Linked DNA regions of Homo sapiens: region 1 is linked to region 2. A link is an interaction called in ENCODE POLR2A ChIA-PET data of the cell type or tissue named here. Cell type or tissue: Panc1. All regions are shown on one strand. Links, peaks and the distances in the headings refer to the core of each region. The heading gives the core; the rest is flanking DNA.

Evidence for each region. Peaks named below come from ENCODE experiments on the same cell type or tissue, not always from the same donor. Only the 100,000 strongest peaks of a DNase experiment are listed, where the experiment ranks them.
Region 1: POLR2A ChIA-PET joins it to region 2 with 13 read pairs; 2 of 35 experiments call an interaction of 5 or more read pairs at or near these places.

What each region holds. Positions count from the first base shown.
Region 1 is chr10:63,368,453-63,373,842 of GRCh38, reverse strand. The region is part of intron 2 of JMJD1C (jumonji domain containing 1C); the gene reads left to right. MIR1296 (microRNA 1296) reads left to right here and starts at 795; the gene lies at 795-886. In Panc1, for the core only: no CTCF peak of the experiment used is centred there; no DNase peak of the experiment used is centred there.
Region 2 is chr10:63,501,819-63,507,208 of GRCh38, reverse strand. It overlaps a transcript of JMJD1C not described here. Among named protein-coding and RNA genes, the nearest start is that of REEP3, 17 kb to the left of the region's middle. In Panc1, for the core only: no CTCF peak of the experiment used is centred there; no DNase peak of the experiment used is centred there; H3K27ac peaks cover 581 bases.

The DNA.
Region 1 (5,390 bases), core at 193-5,192, 130 kb after region 2:
AAAATTTGGCTTCTTTAAGGATGTCTATAAACAGCAATTATAAAGTTAAGCGTTTTAAAATTCCTACAGCGTAATGAAATACTATATCTACAGATTTGAGAAATTTGAGGGATCTGTATATGAGATGGCAATAGAATGAAACAGTAGAAACTAATACTTTGTCTTTAATTTTCTACAAATTTAATGTTTCTATTTCTGTGCACATGATACTTGCTTTATGTTCTTTTGTATTTAAACATGTTTGTATTTATTATCTTCTTTCTAGTTGTTTCACTCCTCGTGTGGTACTTGTTTAATATTACATATCAGTTACGTTATCTTGTCTACCTCTTATACCTAGAAATTAGTGGAAACTGGCAGTGTACCTGCTGTTTCTTGAGATCATGACAAGACAAAAACAAATCCTGTTGTCTCATTAACATATTTTAAAGTATATTTTTTAAAACTTAACATAATTGCATCTTCAGCAAAATATGAATAGTATAATACCCAGGCTCCTTCTCTGGAATTGTCTGGTTCCTCTTTCTTTCTAGGATATCAGTAGCAAAACATTTATGGGAGCACCACATGTAAGATGCTGAAGTGGTGTCTTTTTTTGCTTGGTCCTGTACAATCAGAGTACCACTTGAGGCCATTCTAATGCTGTAGGCTGAGGTAACTTGCGTCTTCATGTAAGTTACTTAATAGATTGTTAAATTTTATTTACTTTTTAATAAAGTAAAATACTTGTGAAAGCACATTTATCGGCACCAGGGAAAGAAAGTGTTGGCATTCATAATTGAAATCAACGAATCACCTACCTAACTGGGTTAGGGCCCTGGCTCCATCTCCTTTAGGAAAACCTTCTGTGGGGAGTGGGGCTTCGACCCTAACCCAGGTGGGCTGTAACACTGCTGTGTTTTCTAAGGGGCAGAGTTTTCTACTACTTTTCCGCTGGCCCAGCCTTCCAGATCACCCCAACCAGTGCTCCTATATAACCATCCTGTGCTCCTATAGAACTTTGTTTTGTACCTCTGTTTTAACAATCAGCACATTCTGCTTTGTATTATACCTATTTGTTTGCATGTCTGTCTTCCCTTAATAGATTGTAAGTTCTTTGAGGACAGGAGTCATGTCTTAGTCATCTATGTATGGTTCCTTGGAGTCTAGCACAGTGCTTTACCCATCTCAGAAAGTAAATTCTTATTTTAAAGTGATGAATGTGCTGCAACCCAGCTAGTGAAAAAGAACCCTACTGGGAGTTATCACAAGTTTTCTGACTATTAACATATGATAATATCAAAGGACAGGAAAGCAGAATCACCCAATTGTGGTAAAACTGTGAGTTACCAATTTTAAACATGTCAATATATAATAAAAAATACTAAAAAGCTTATAATGCCAATTCTCATCAGGTACAAATTTGATTCCTGAAATCACCAAGGGGAAAAATGTAAAATTACCTGAAATGCGTTATTTTAAAGATGTTAAAGGAAGAAACAGAAGTCCTCACAATTGACTTAAATATTCAAATCTTTGATAATTTACTTGAATTTCTGAATTGAGTTTTAGGAAACTCAGACTACTTTTTCTCAATGTAGCTTTTCCTTCATAGATAGGCAATTCTGGTTCAACCAGGAATTGTGATGACATCATAAACACGTAAACTCTTAGCAATTTATTTATTTTAAAATATTCTCTTAGAGTGCTTTTTACTTACTATCTGTTCCAAAAGAAACCCCCTCAAAGGAGAATAGAGTTCACTGCTCTTTGGGACAAGATTACCTTTATATCCAGCAGTTATCAAAGTTGGTTTAGATTATGGCCTCAAGCAAATTTTACTAAAATGTGAAAATATGCCACCTTCCAAGTCAGAAATAAACTTTGGAGTATGTTCATTTAAAGAGTTTTTACATATTTATAATTGAATTTCCACAATTAGAATAAACAGTTGCATGTCTTTTTGTACTTTGTTAAATAATGAAATGGAAGTAATGACAATATAACTTCAGGATTGTTATTTCTCTACAAGGTAAAGCACTTTAAGAGATCAAATTATACATAATAAAATATTAAGCTTTTTAAATGATAAACTCTAATACTGGCATGTATTGCAATGAACGAGTTCACACACTCATATCTTGTGGATTATAAAATGACATTATTCTTTTGGAAAGTATTATGTTATAAGAACCATAAGAAGTTCATACTCTTTGATTCATTAATTCTAGTCTTAGGAAACGATGCTTGAAAAACAGTTTTTAAAAAGTGTATTCAGTTTAGCTAATGTTTGTCACGTACCTCATACGAATTAGACACTGTGGTGGGAGCTGCAGATTAAAAAAATGAAAGGTTTAATGTTATTAGAAGAAAGATGTTTATTGCAGTCTTATTAAAGAGGAAAAGAAAAATGGAACAACCTTGATGTTCAACAATTTGTGAATGCTGTTAAATTAATATTTTGGCATATTATGCAGCTTTAAAAGTGATAATTGTACATACTTTAGGAAAATGTAGAGAAAATTTAAGTAAAAAAAATTAATTACATCAGCACTAGAATTATGTATTTAAAAAGTCTTATAGACCAGGGACAGTGGCTCATGCCTATAATCCCAGCACTTTGGGAGGTTGAGGCGGGAGAATTGCTTGAGTCCAGGAGTTCAAGACCAGCCAGGGCAGCATAGCTATACCCTCATCCCTACCAAAAAAAAAAAAAAATTAGCCTATTGTAGTGGCGCAAGCCTTGTAGTCCCAGCTACTCAGGAGGTTGAGGTGGGAGGATTGCTTGACTCCAGGAGTACAAGGCTATGGTGAGCTATGATTATGCCATTGCACTCCAGCCTGGGCAATGGAGCAAGACCCTGTCTCAACGGAAAATATATATATTATAAAGTAATGGAGATCATTATTTTATATTATGGCAGAATTTTGCCTGACCAAAATTGTCTTTTCCCTAAAAAACAACTATTATTTCCTAGCAAATTGGAAATTTCATATAATGATGTTATTCAGTATTTTATATTTTGGAGGTAGTCTTCTTCAAATGAGTTATTTTAGTAAACTTGTTTTATGTTTCTGTTAATATACTTTGATAGGTATTATTTGTGTTTTGCTATTGCAGCATTTAAAAAACTGTCCTTAATATACAAAGAATTAACACTTAATAAAAATGACAGCTTAAACCATAACAAAGTAAAATATAATGAAGATTATTTAAGGCTTGTTTTAAGTCTGTCTGAATTTCTTGTTTACTTCTAGATTTGCATGGCTTGAACGTTAGAATTGGGGGGAAAATAGCAGTTATCAAGGAAGGTAGCATAATATGTTAAGGACATAGACTTTGTGGCATATTTCTTGGTTCAAATCCTGATTCTTCCATTTACTGTTAATGTCATTTATACTCTGTATGTCTCACTGTGTTCATAATAGTAATATCTACCACACAGAGTAGTGAAGATCAAGCAAGACAGTATATAAATAAAACTTCAGTATAGCACTGCAGTGAGTTTAGATAGGTGTACACTTTGAGAGAAACCTCTGTAAGAACACCCTCACTTCTGGCACTAGTTTCAAGTTTGAGGCATTCCCAAAACCATCCACAGGGTTGATAAATCACTGGAAGATTGATATAACTCATTGAGAGCTGTTACATTCATGCCTACAGTTTATTGCAGAGAAAGTATACGAATTAAAATCAGCCAGGGGAAGAGATGTTTAGGGTAGAGTCCAGACTCTTCTCCCTGTGCAGTCATGTCCAGCATTATCTTTTTATGTCCACAGTATGTGAGTTTCGTCAGTGAAGAAACTCATCTGAGTCTTTGATTTTCCAGTTTTACTGGGGCTCAAAATCACATACTAGCTGAAAGGTGTAGCTTTGGCCTCTGGGAGGTCAGACTAATAACTTTAGTTCTCACTTCTTCTGGAGGTCAGAATTGATACTGGAATGTCGAAAGCCCCCATTGTAAATCACATTGTTAAACTGTCCAGTGGCCAAAGCCTCCAGGCAAACAAAAACACTCCTATCAAGCAGGTACTCCTAAGAAGCAAGATATTCTAGAGCCCTGGAGATCATCTCTCAGTTGCCAAGGTGGAAGCCCAGGCATCTTTTTCTTCTTTGGTGTATAGGCTATGCCCTAGCCTTTGGCCTACACTCTTAAAGCAAAATGAATATATTTGAACGTCTACATTTAGGTTTTATATGACAGACATTGCAGTAGTAACTTTTTGAATATGCCTAATATTGGGAGGAGCCAGTGTTGAATAGGTGTACATTTAAATAAACAGTCAATCTAATTTATAAAGCCATTATGTACATCATTTTCTTGTACTAATTTAATTACTCATTTTCCCCCGGATTTACCACTATTTTTGTATCTTATGAAAAATTCATGCAGGACTATTGGCATAGAAATTAGTTGATGGGCTGGGCACGGTAGCAAACGCCTGTAATCCCAGCACTTTGGGAGGCTGAGGTGGGGGGTATCACTTGAGGTTAGGAGTTCGAGACCAGCCTGGCCAACATGGTGAAACCCCATCTCCGCTAAAAATACAAAAATTAGCCAGGTGTGGTGGTGCACTTCCATAATACCAGCTGCTTGGGAGGCTGAGGCGAGAATTGCTTGAACCTGGAAGGCAGAGGTTGCAGTGAGCCGAGATTGCATCATTGCACTCCTGGGCAACAGAGTGAGACGAGAAGAGGAGAAGAAAAGAGAGAGAGAAAGAGAAAGAAAACAGGAAGAAAAGGAAGGAAGGAAAGAAGAAAAGAAAGAAAGAGGAAGAAAAATTAGTTGATGGTTAACTAATTCTTCCTTAGGCTATTCATTTTCCATCATTATTACACCCTGAGGAGGCTTTAACTAAATTTCCTGATACATTAGATGATCAATATCAGTATTATAAGATTGATTTCTATAAGGGGCTGGGCGTGATGATTCATGCCTATAATCCCAGCACTTTGGGAGGCGAGGGTGGGCAGATCACCTGAGGTCAGGAGTTCGAGACCAGCCTGGCCAACATGGCTAAACCCTGTCTCTACTGTAGTCCCAGCTACTTGGGAGGCTGAGGCAGGAAAATCGCTTGAACCTGGGAGGTGGAGGTTGCAGTGAGCTGAGATCATGAGACTACACTCCGGCCAGGGCAGCTGAGCGAGACTCTGTCTCAAAACAAAACAAAAAAAGATTTATTTACATAAGGTAAATGAATCTTAGCAACAGTGTCACTTGTTATGCCATAGTGTGTTATGTCACAACGTGATGCTGTTTTATTACAGAACAAATCAGTAAGAATTGCAGAGGAATTTGCTATGCCGCCTCAGCAGAATTGACCCTTACCTGGATGCTGGATATTATCATGGATAGGTATAGTTACAGTGGGCCCTTACTCAGTTATTTCTGAGTTCCAAGTCATTTAAG
Region 2 (5,390 bases), core at 297-5,296:
TATTCATAATCACCAAAACTTGGAAATAACCAAGATGCCTTTTAGTAGGTAAATGCATAAATGAGTTAAGGTACATTTTGACAATGAAATATTAGCACTAGAAAAAAATGAGCTATCAGGCCTTGAAGAGACATGGAGGAACCTGAAATTCATATTAGTAAGTGAAGCCAACCTGAAAAGGCTGCACAGTGTATGATTATGACTGCATGACATCTAGAAAAGGCAAAAACCATGGAGACTGTAAAAAGATTAGCCATTATTATGGGTTACAGGGGAGAGAGGGGTGAATAATCAGAGAACAGGGTTTTTAGGGCAATGAAACTATTATGTACAGTACTATAATAGTGCATACATGTCATTATACATATGTCAAAGATGGTAGAATGCACAACATCAAGAGTGAACCCTAATGTTAACTATGGACTTTGGTTGATAATACTGGGTCACTGTAGGTTCATTGATGGTAACAAATGTACCATTCTTCTGTGGGATGTTGATATTGGAGGAGGTTGTGTCTGTGTAGGGACAGGCGGTAAATGGGAACTCTGTACTTTCCACTCAGTTTGGCTGTGACCCTAAAACAGTCTTAAGAAACAAATTTTATTAAAAAATAAGTCTCAGAAGAAAAAATATGCAAAGGATATCTGCAGAAAGTTTACAAAAGCAGCTAGGCTTTTCCAGGTGGCCAGGAAAATGGCCTGGATATAATCCCAGCTAATTCAGAAAAGTACATGGTGCAAGTTCAGAACTGGGGCTTGTTCAAGAAGCATAGTTTAAAACCAGAAGGAATTAAAAAGGAATTCTATTTGTCTTCAAAGAGTGTATTAAAGGGAACTTAATTCATAACCACATTAATATTTTTTACAAGTTCCTTTTCTCTTTTCCTTGCTTCCTGCTGCCCAGGAACTTCTCACTGGTCAAACTCTAAAGCTTTCTTCCTAAATCCCAACCAACAAGGTTTCTTCTCATCAACATTTCCTTCTTTATTCCTTTATTATATTGATCAACTTAGTTCCAGCAAATCTTCCTTTTTAGGAAGGGCAGAATGAGTAGAGGAGGAAGACTGAGTACACTCACATGTTAATAAATTTTGGCATGTCACACTAAGAAAGTGTTTTTGGTCTCACTGATTATTAAAGAAATCCAGATAAAAATTTTCTTACCTGCCAAATTAGCAGCTATTAAATAGAAGGATACTGCTGTATTGTTGAGAATGTGTGGATACCAGTAAGTTCTTATTGGAGAGAAGAAAGACTAAATTTTGGCAGGGGGAGAAATTGTACACGTTTGCCTTCTCATGGATGTCAGGCTTCGATTCTGAATCCCACCTGTAAGACTTTATCTCAGGCCTGTTTCAGGTTATGTGTGTGTTGATGGGGGGTGGGTACTGTGGGGGGAGGAGGGCTATCTAGTATGTGTTTAAAAGCTCTATTTGCATCCCTGTTTGTTTTACATTCTCAAAAGTGACTCTACACTATTTATCTTGAAATTGTTTGTACAGCCTATGCTCAAATCTTCTGTGATGCTTCTTGAACAAACATTCTCAGTTCCTACCCCAGACCAACTAAATCAGAATCTCTGGGTAGGACCCAGTAATTTTTTTAAAAGCCCACCATAATTAAATATATAATTAGCTATATGGTTAAATAATCAGAGCCATTATAACAGACTCTAAAGTTGTGAACTTCTGCTCTGCTATGAAGCTTCCAATCCCATTCAGCTGAAACCCTGAAAATACTTGTCCATCTCTAAAATCTTGAATTTTCAATCATCTTACCGTGAAATTCCTTTGTGTTACTTAGCATCCTCCCTTCTTTTTATGTCTGGTTCTAAGGAGGAACATGTATGCCTTGCTAAAAATCACTCGAGGAAGCTTTTTTTTTTTTTTTTTTGAGACGGACTCTCCTACTGTCACCCAGGCTGGAGTGCAGTGGCGCGATCTCGGCTCACTTCAAGCTCCGCCTCCCTGGTTCATGCCATTCTCCTGCCTCAGCCTCCTTAGTAGCTGGGACTACAGGCGCCCGCCACCATTCCCAGCTAATTTTTTAAAAAATATTTTTAATAGAGACGGGGTTTCACCGTGTTAGCCAGGATGGTCTCGATCTCCTGACCTCGTGATCCGCCTGCCTAGGCCTCCCAAAGTGCTGGGGTTATAGGCGTGAGCCACTGTGCCCAGCTGAGGAAGCTTTTTTAAATGGAGATAAGACCTTGCTGTGTCACTCATGCTGGAGTACAGTGGTATGATCATAGCTCACCTCAAACTCCTGGGCTCAGTTGATCCTGTCTCAGCCTCCCGAGTAGCTGGGACTGCAGGCTTGTGCCACCAAGCTCGGCTAACATTTTATTTTTATTTTTTGTAGAGACAGGGTCTTGTTTTGTTGCCTGGGGTGGTGTTGAACTCCTGGCCTCAAGTGTGCTGGGATTATAGATGTGAGCCACCTCTGTGTCTGGCCCCCTATTTCTATTATTGACCTGTTTCAATCTGCATAGCAAGCAGAGTGGCCTTTTTAGTGCACAAATGAGAGAACCTCTTAAAACTCCCTCCAGTGGCTTTCCTTGCACTTGGATTAAATTTCATGTTTGCCCACAAAGCCTTGTGTGAGCTGGTCCCTGCTTGCCTTTCCAAATTCATCTTATTATCATTATCCTCCTGGCCCACTAAGCTTCAGTCCTATTGGCCTTTCTTCTGTTTCTGTAAACATGTCAGCCTCCTTTTTCCTTAGGGTCGTTGATTCTGCTGTTCCCTGCTTCAGAATGAGCAACTGTCTCACCTGCATTGGCTTCTTAATGCTATTCAGATTCCGTGGTGACTCCTTCATTTATTACCCAATCTCACCTAACCACCTAATCACTCCTGGGTCATCCTGTTGCAGTTCTCTGCATTGTACTTAACCACTGGCTGCTGTTGTTGTTTTCTGTTTCCTCCTCCAATTAGAATGTGAGCTCTGTTAGAGCAGGAATGTTGTCTGCCCTGTTTTATTGTAGTAGTCTCAGTACCTATATATCTCCTATATAACATCCTCTAGGAATTTGGGTGGTTATCTATAGCCAGAAAAGTACAGAAACAAGTAATGACTTTATACATTAGGTTTATTATACTTTTTGTCCATAGGGCACCCATAACATTTTATGTAGTATACCTCAACCAAAATCAGCCATAACAGAATGATCAGTTTAAGGGTGTCATGGCAGAGTGTGGCTTGTAGCAGCTCAAGTGGAATGAGCAAGGAAGCAGAATAGGGAAAACTGCCCATGAAACACAAGCATGTGGACCCTGGTGGTTGGAGATACTGCTTAATCTATCAAAATGATCCACATCCCAGAGGAGGCTAGGATGGAGACTCAATGATCATACTCTAAGCAGTCACCAGGAGATTTTAGGAGTTGAAGGGGCAGAACTACGAAAGTTGTCAAAGGCAAATTAATCAACAAGTATCCAGGAGAATCTGAAAGTAATGGGAAGAAACCAGATAAATGGGAAGAAAAATTGCTCTGGATTCACAGCAAAGAATAATGTTGAGTCAACTTTAGCTTTTTCAGCTCGTGCTGGTGAGAGCCAATCTCAGTTTATTAGGCTTGCCCGTAGGAATAAAAAGCAGCTGGTCGGTTGTGAGTGTGGTATTCAGAGGGAGGGAGTAAGGGACAGGAGTAAGGGTGGGGCAGGCACATTACTGGTATAGAAACCTTTAGCAGAAACTCACATGTTAGATCCATCATAGATCATGCAGGTCTTTTAGTCCATTGTCTCCCAAACTTTTCATAGAAAGGATCTCTTAAATTGTTTTTTCCACTATTAATTTCACACTACGAAAATGTTTTTGCTCAGAACGCTTAATTATTAATAATTTGTCTCCCAGTTTTTAGCAAAAGATTCTAATTAGGGCAACATATTAGTATCTATACTGAATTGACCTAAGTTGAACTAAAAGCCCCCCCAAAAACCCCTAAAAAACCTACAATTTTAGTTAGGGAATTTCACATTTAAATGATTGTTTCATTTAGATTTTGGAAGTATTAAAAATGGCCTGTGGCCTTTAGGTTGAGAGCTTTTGGAACTTGGTCATTAAAGGCCTAAGCATATTTCTCAGGCCCTTTGTCTTTAAATATATCTTTGTGTGTCACTTAAGGGCTAAGCTTTTTTACATGGATCATTTAGCTTTAAGACTCAGTTTCCCCATCTGCAAAATGGGTATAATAATAGTATCTACTTCCAGGAGTTATTTTGAAGATCATTTGAAGCACTTGGCATATTGGGTGATACATAGTATGTGCTCAGTAATTGTTACCCATTATTCTGTTTTTATTGCTGTTATCTACAGCTGTGCAGCTCATGTTTCTCGGAATAGTCTTGTAGATTTTGGATTCAAAGTTTGATCTTTTTATCCGTAAGAATTGATTCCAAGTTAGAGTGAGACCCTGTATCAAAAAAATAAAATAAAAATAATTGATTCCCTTTCTTTTAGCTCCAAGAAATACAGAGTTGAACAAAGAATATATTATATTGGCAGTTGTGGGTGGAAGGAGAGTTGAAGAGCTGGCAGCTGGCAGGTTTTTTTTTTTTTTTTTTTTTTTGAGACAAAGTCTCGCTCTGTCACCCAGGCTGGAGTGCAGTGGCGCAACTTGGCTCACTGCAAGCTCCGCCTCGCGGGTTCACACCATGCTCCTGCCTCAGCCTCCCGAGTAGCTGGGACTGTAGATGCCCGCCACCATGCCCGGCTAATTTTTGTATGTTTATTAGAGACGGGGGTTTCACTATGTTGGTCAGGCTGGTCTTGAACTCCTGACCTCTTGATCCACCTGCCTCGGCCTCCCAAAGTGCTGGGATTACAGGCATGAGCCACGGTGCCTGGCCGCCGGCAGGTTTTTAAAGCTAACATTTTATACAAAAAACAGCTTTTCTAGTTTCAGTGAGCACAAACAAGCTTTAACTTCAGTGGTAAGTGGGTTACTGATGTGCAGCTGCTGGTGATGTTTTAGGGGTAACCTTACTTGGGAGAAAGGAGATAGAAGTGAAATCTGCAAACTGGCAAAATTTGTAAAACTGATTCTGACCTTAATTGTCTCTCATGCATTCCATTTTCTTGCAACATGTTTCACAATAGGAATCAATATAGAAATGAATGTACATAAATAAGTATATTTCCTTGGTAGCCATTTGGCATATTATTTCAACACAGGAAGGAAAATATTTCCCTTATAAATTATCAGTCTTATTTACTACCTTTAGAAAAATGATAAATTTGGCCGTATTTTAAATACCAAAATGAAGTCTTTACCCTGTCCCTGCCTCCTTTCTTCTCGCCTTCTTTTTCTTTCTTAGGACCATTATCAGTTTGTTCATAGGTGATGATTTTGCTGGAGAATTAATAAAGCAATCATGTGGCAGAAAT